Linked DNA regions of Homo sapiens: region 2 is linked to region 1. Evidence: chromatin contacts called from ENCODE Hi-C or POLR2A ChIA-PET data. All regions are on one chromosome and are shown on one strand. The core of a region is the stretch at or near the end of the contact, and the rest is flanking DNA. Distances in the headings are between cores, read along the strand shown. Region 1 has its middle 34 kb from the start of HAVCR1. Region 2 has its middle 49 kb from the start of TIMD4.

Evidence for each region. A loop is a pair of places that touch in the nucleus more often than their neighbours do. ChIA-PET counts read pairs that join two places held with the same protein, here RNA polymerase II (POLR2A). Pooled maps may share reads with other maps.
Region 2: a map with no recorded cell type shows a loop between it and region 1 (4-fold over the local background). The contact joins two enhancer-like sites. A Hi-C loop is called at or near these places in 3 of 168 maps with a recorded cell type or tissue (GM12878, naive thymus-derived CD4-positive, alpha-beta T cell and natural killer cell), 26 of 37 single-sample maps with no recorded cell type and 15 of 50 pooled maps. POLR2A ChIA-PET finds 5 or more read pairs at or near these places in 12 of 52 experiments (GM12878, OCI-LY7, activated CD4-positive, alpha-beta memory T cell and 5 more).

Annotation. Positions count from the first base shown.
Region 1 is chr5:157,023,964-157,026,789 of GRCh38, reverse strand. No RefSeq gene overlaps it. Among named protein-coding and RNA genes, the nearest start is that of HAVCR1, 34 kb to the left of the region's middle. Within about 2 kb of position 1,314, at least 4 of the 41 ENCODE cell types and tissues checked have a DNase peak (open chromatin) inside an H3K27ac peak, as active enhancers do; they include OCI-LY7 and natural killer cell, where a contact is called at or near this core.
Region 2 is chr5:156,912,914-156,915,919 of GRCh38, reverse strand. No RefSeq gene overlaps it. Among named protein-coding and RNA genes, the nearest start is that of TIMD4, 49 kb to the left of the region's middle. RefSeq lists enhancers at 1,167-2,112, 2,113-3,006. Within about 2 kb of position 1,724, at least 7 of the 41 ENCODE cell types and tissues checked have a DNase peak (open chromatin) inside an H3K27ac peak, as active enhancers do; they include OCI-LY7 and natural killer cell, where a contact is called at or near this core.

The DNA of each region.
Region 1 (2,826 bases), core at 65-2,564:
ACTACAGATACTGAAGCAGTTTGGAGAATTAAAAAACACTACGAAAACACAGCTTGGTAAATAATTTTTTTTTTCTTTTGAGACAGAGTCTGGCTCTGTCATCCAGGCTAGAGTGTAGTGGCAGAATCTTGGCTCACTGCAACCTCTGCCTCTCGGGCTCAAGCAATTCTCCTGCCTCAGCCACCTGAGTAGCTGGGATAGCCACCATGTCCACTTAATTTTTGTATTTTTAGTAGAGACAGGGTTCCACCATATTGGCCAGGGTGGTCTTGAACTCCTGATGTCAAGTGATCTGCCTGCTCAGCCTCCCAAAGTATTGGAATTGCAGGTGTGAGCCACCGTGCCTGGCCAGGGCTTAGCAAATAATTTCAATGGTGTTACACCTATAAGTCTCTTGCTGTATGGTATCTTTTAAAATAACATTTCTTTTTTGAAACAGTTGATATTGGGTAATTTGGCCATCATCATATACTGTAGAAAAAAATTGTCAAGTGAAAGGGAGAATAGGTAAGAAGGAAGAAAGGGGAGGAATTTAGTGAATATGAATTATTTTCCTTTAGATATATTAGTCTTGTAGATCGCAATGAATTTTTTAAATTACTATTTAAGATATTGTTGAGATTCCATTACCTCCAATCAGTCTTGGGACATTAGAACAGTGGTATAATTAAGACTGTATGTTTAAATTGAGAAATTTTGCACAACTTTAACAAGTAGCAGAACTAATTGTTCACTGATGGCTTTAAAGATGAAATAATTCTGTGAATACATGAAACTGTGAGGGACTCTTCGTGGTTGTCTAGGTTTATTTATATGCATACTCATTAATAAAAGTTTTTTTTTGTTTGTCTCTTGAAAACAAAACAGCTTTGTTTTAACAAAACAGCAATGGAACAAATTTGAAAACCGACTCGATATTTTCTCTGGCTCATCATTTAGTTTGGGTCAGCCATCTTCAACTTGCTGTGAGCTCTAGTCAAAGTGGATCAAATTTGTGGCAAGTCACACAGGTGTCAGGTGCTCTTCAGGAAACAACCCTGAACTCCAGGTTCTAAGGAGCTTAGTAGGGAAGAAATACAAAACCTATCACTTCTGATACTGATTATTACTAAGAGAAAGAATCTTGTGATAGAGACTGGCTTCTCAACTATGGCATTTGGGGACAGAAATCTCTGTTGTAGGGGGCTGTCCTGTGCATTGTAAGGTGTTTGGCGTCATCCCTGGCCTCCACCCACTAGATGCCAGTCACATCCTCCAGTGGTGACAACTGACAATGTCCCTGCGGGCACAGTTGAGAACCACTGAGGTAGAGGGTGTTTGTTGGGGGGTAGGAAGTGGTGTAGCTTTAGCTGGTTGGTCAGCGGCTGCTTCTAGGAAAGAGGTGACATTTAAGTTGAAACCAAGAAAAATGTGTAGGTGGCAGCCACATGAAAATCTAGTGGAAGGAAAACAAATGCAAAGGCTGTGGGGCAGCAGGAAGCTTGTGTATTAAAAGAGAGGATGTTGTGTTCCAATGAGTAAAAAACTAGTGAGTGAGGAGAGATGAAGAGAAGCAAGGCTGAAGAGATGTGCAAGGGGTCTGGCCAGGTGCTGGATGAAAAGGAATCTACAGGCCAGGCACAGTGGCTCACACCTGTAATCCCAGCACTTTAGGGGGCCAAGGCTGGAGGATCACTTGAGCCCAGGAGTTCAAGGCCAGCCTGGGCAACAAAGTGAGCCTCCATCTTATTAAAAATTTAAAAAAGAAAGGAAAAGGGCTCTATGAAGATGTCTGTTTGGAAAAGAGTCCCAATCTTAGAAAACCACTTTTGCATATTAAAAGCTAAACCTGCTACCCATCACCAAATTCTATGTTAACATTCACTAACATGCTTCAGTGACACTATTCTAAGTCAGGTATAGCTCGAGAGTCAGGTTTGTTGGGAGGACAGAAGGATATAGGCAGGGGAAAAAGAGGGGGAGAAGGGAACCTCTTGGCAGCAAGGGGCTTTCCACAGGGCTGTGAGACACCCCCAGGCCTTGCAAGAGGGGTTGTGAAAAAAGAGGGAACTGGCACCAACGTTTGGCTCTAATTGGTTTGGGCCCAAAATTGCTGCTTTGGGAGGCAGTAGTGGGGTGGTACAGGAGCTGATTTTATCCAGTCCACAAATGGATTTTTAAAATAGTTTTTTGATGTATATTTTTTAAGATGCATCAAACCCATGATTTAATGGGTATTGATTAGGATGAATAAAATGTTAAAGTTAATTAATCTAAAATAACTTGAGTGAGTAATAGCAAAAAAGCAATGTGAATACGGCAAAGGTTATGTAGATGCCTGAAGTCGGAGAGTCAATAGATCAAAATCAGCTGGGAGCTTGTTAAAATACACATTTCTTGGCCCTATTTCTAGACATTCTGGTTTAGCAATACAGATGTGACCTGAGAATTTTTGTTTGTTTAAATGACAGAATACAAGCTGCTATAAAATATTTTACATTTCAATAAAAGCATTCAGACTTCATGAAAGAACATGTGGAAATAAGAGCATACGATCATCCTTTACTTCTACTTATTTCAGATGTAAATCTCAGGAAATGAACCCAAAGTCTTTCTTGCAGGGGACTTTGGGTATTGCACTGCCACTTTTGTTTATTTAGTTACTTTTTGAGACGGAGTTTTGCTCTTGTCGCCCAGGCTGGAGTGCAATGGCTCAATCTCGGCTCACTGCAACCTCCGCCTCCTGGGTTCAAGCCATTCTCCTGCCTCAGCCTCCCAAGTAGCTGGGATTACAGGTGCTTGCCACCACGCCTGGCGAATTTTTGTATTTTTAGTAGAGATGGGGTT
Region 2 (3,006 bases), core at 475-2,974, 110 kb after region 1:
ATAAATCGGAGTGTATGTCCACTTAAGGGCATTAAAATTTAAAATTAGTTAAAATGATTTCCTGGGCAAGCAAAACATGGCTGTGGGCTAAAACAAGGTAGCCAGTTTGAGACTGGGGATAAAGGGTGGATTTTAGTAAAAGATGAATTAAAATAAATATATAATTCTTATACTGAGACTCCTTGATCAGAGGAGGCTGTGGATGTAGTTGCTCCTCTCATTCCCTCTTTGTGTAATCAGGATGAATTGTTAGCATCTATAAATAACTTTTTGGTATCTATTGTATGTGGGGCCCAGGAGAGAGAATTGCTTCTTTTAAGGAGCTTCACTTCTGAATGAGACAAAACACACATGGGAAATGCAATAGAATAGGCCGGGTGCAGTGGCTCACACCTGTAATCCCAGCACTTTGGGAGGCCGAGGTGGCACATCACTTGAGGCCAGGAGTTTGAGACCAGCCTGGCCAACATGGCGAAACCCTGTCTCTACCCAAAATACAAAAATTAGCTAAGCTTGGTGGCAGGTGCCTGTAATTCCAGCTACTCGGGAGGCTGAGGCAGGAAAATCGGTTGAACCTGGGAGGAGGAGGTTGCAGTGAGCCGAGATCGCACCATTGCACTCCAGCCTGGGAAACGGATTAAGACTGTGTCTGTCTCAAAAAACAAACAAACAAACAAAAAGGTAATGCAATCGAATGGAATCAATGTTGTTTTTCCATTTCCATAAGGAAGGAATGTGATGCAGTATGTGCTTCTTACAGCTAATGATTATATGGTGGATCCACAATCAAACCTCACAATTTAAAGCAGGAGTTTCCAATCTTTTGGCTTCCCTGGGCCACACTGGAAGTAAAGGAATTATCTTGGGCCACACATAAAATACGCGAACACTAATTATAACTAATAAGCTAAAAAAATCGCAAAAAAAATCTCATAATGTTTAAGAAAGTTTACCAATTTGTATTGGGCCACATTCAAAGCCATCCTGGGCCGCATGCAAGCTCAATTTAAAGCAACCTAATTCCTCACCATGGCCTTTCTAGGCTAAACACAGGAGATACTATCAATTTGTAATGAGCACCTATTATATTCTGGGTACTCTATTAACTGTTTCAAGGCAATTATCTCATTGACTCCTGACAGCAGCTCAATAAAGCGGGTATATTATTTTGGCTTTGGAGCTAAGAAAACAGAAGCACAGGCAGGTGAAGGAACTTGCTCAAGGTCACGTCGTCCAATCTCCTGTAGCAGAGCCAGGTTTTGAACCAGGCTTGAAGGACTCCACACTCTAACCACTACCCTGTACTTCACAGTGAGGGCTCCAATTCCAGACTTCATGCATATGGCTCTGTAACACTGACCTGCATTGGACTCAAATGGATTTCAGTGTCCTCTGATCCACAGCAACCTGAGTATATCAATGGCTTTCCAGTTACAACCCCATTATAGCTCAATCTTCCCTTGTCCCCATATTATTTACTCAGAATCTGATTTGCATTTGCAGAGGAAGCTGTAAAGGGAGAACCTGGCAGGAAACTTAATGAAGCCAGGTGGGACACATTTAAATGGGAATGTGTTGAACTAACTCATGAAGAGCTAAAGCCAGCTGTCAGCAGGCTTAATGAAAGGTTAACAGGAATCCAGCAATGGGTGGCTGGGGAGACTCTTTGTCTCTCTAAAGAAAACAGGAAGTTGAGAAGTGGGCTCCCTGGGTGGAGGTGAGAGCAGAAGGAGGAAGCCACTCAAAACCGAAAGACTGGGTCTGGAAATAGAGCTTCATTTAGATTTGTAAATATGTTACAGCCTTAAAAAAAAAAAGCACTGTGAGTTCTCAGCTCTCTGAGCATCAAAGGACAGTGAAGGGAAGTGTTCCCGAATAAGATGAATGCTAATGCTATCCAGAGGGAGTTTGGGGAGCACTGGAAATGGCTGCTCGCAAAACAGAAGGTGGATTTGCTGCTTGTGCTGAAAAGGTGCTATTGTGCGGTTATATGCATTATCCATACTGTATGTGAAATAATGGGGTGGGAGCACAGCAAAGACTCGCACACATCTGTCAGTTTCACTCCCATTTTCAGCCAAGGAAACTGAGGCTCAGAAAGGGGGCATGAGTTGCCCAGGTCCCACAGTTAACCAGTGCTAGAGCAAAGCACTAAACTGTGTTTTCTAGACTTGTCTCTGTGGCTAAGATTCTGGAGTTTTCACAGAATCTGCCCTGTTATTGCCCTTCTGGAGTCATGTAATTAAGTTCTTGTTGGTGTGGCCATGCAATTCAGCGTTCCTTTTCCGTAAGCCATCTATCTTAGCACACCCCTGGCTTTATAGTGGGCTGCTGCCCCCAGGAAGAGGAATCAGAATGCAAAAAGCGCACAGCTTGGCTGCTCTGCTGCTCTCCTAGCAGCACCATAACTATGGTGACCAACTTGTCTCAATTTGCTCTGGGCTTTCTTGGTTTTAAAACTCAAAGTCCCACATGCCAGGAACCCCTCAGTCCTGGGCAAACTGGTGTAATCACCCAATAGGTTCTTCCTGTGCCATCTGCACAGACAAAACCAGTTCATTGAGAACACGGCATTGCAGTAGAGAAAAAGTTTAATGGACATGACGCCAGCCACATGGGAAATAGAGTTATTATACAAATCAATCTCCCCAAAGGCTTGAAGGTTAGGGTTTTTATGGACAGTTTGGAGAGCAGGGGTCTAGGGAAAGGGTGCTGCTGATAAATTGGGGATGAAATCATAGGGGTGTGGAACACTTCTTTGTGTGCTGAGTCCAACTCTGGGTGGGGCCACAGGACCGGGTGAATCATGAGTCACAAGGCCGGGTGGGATCTGTTGAAAAAATATTTCAAAAAACCAATCTTAGTTTCTACAGTAGTGATGTTACCTAGATGAGCAACTGGGGAAGTCGCAAACCTTGTGATCTCTGGCCATATGACTCCTGAGCAATAAGGGATTGTGGAAACTATGGGGTCAAAATATGTCAGTTATGCAAAATGGGGTCGACT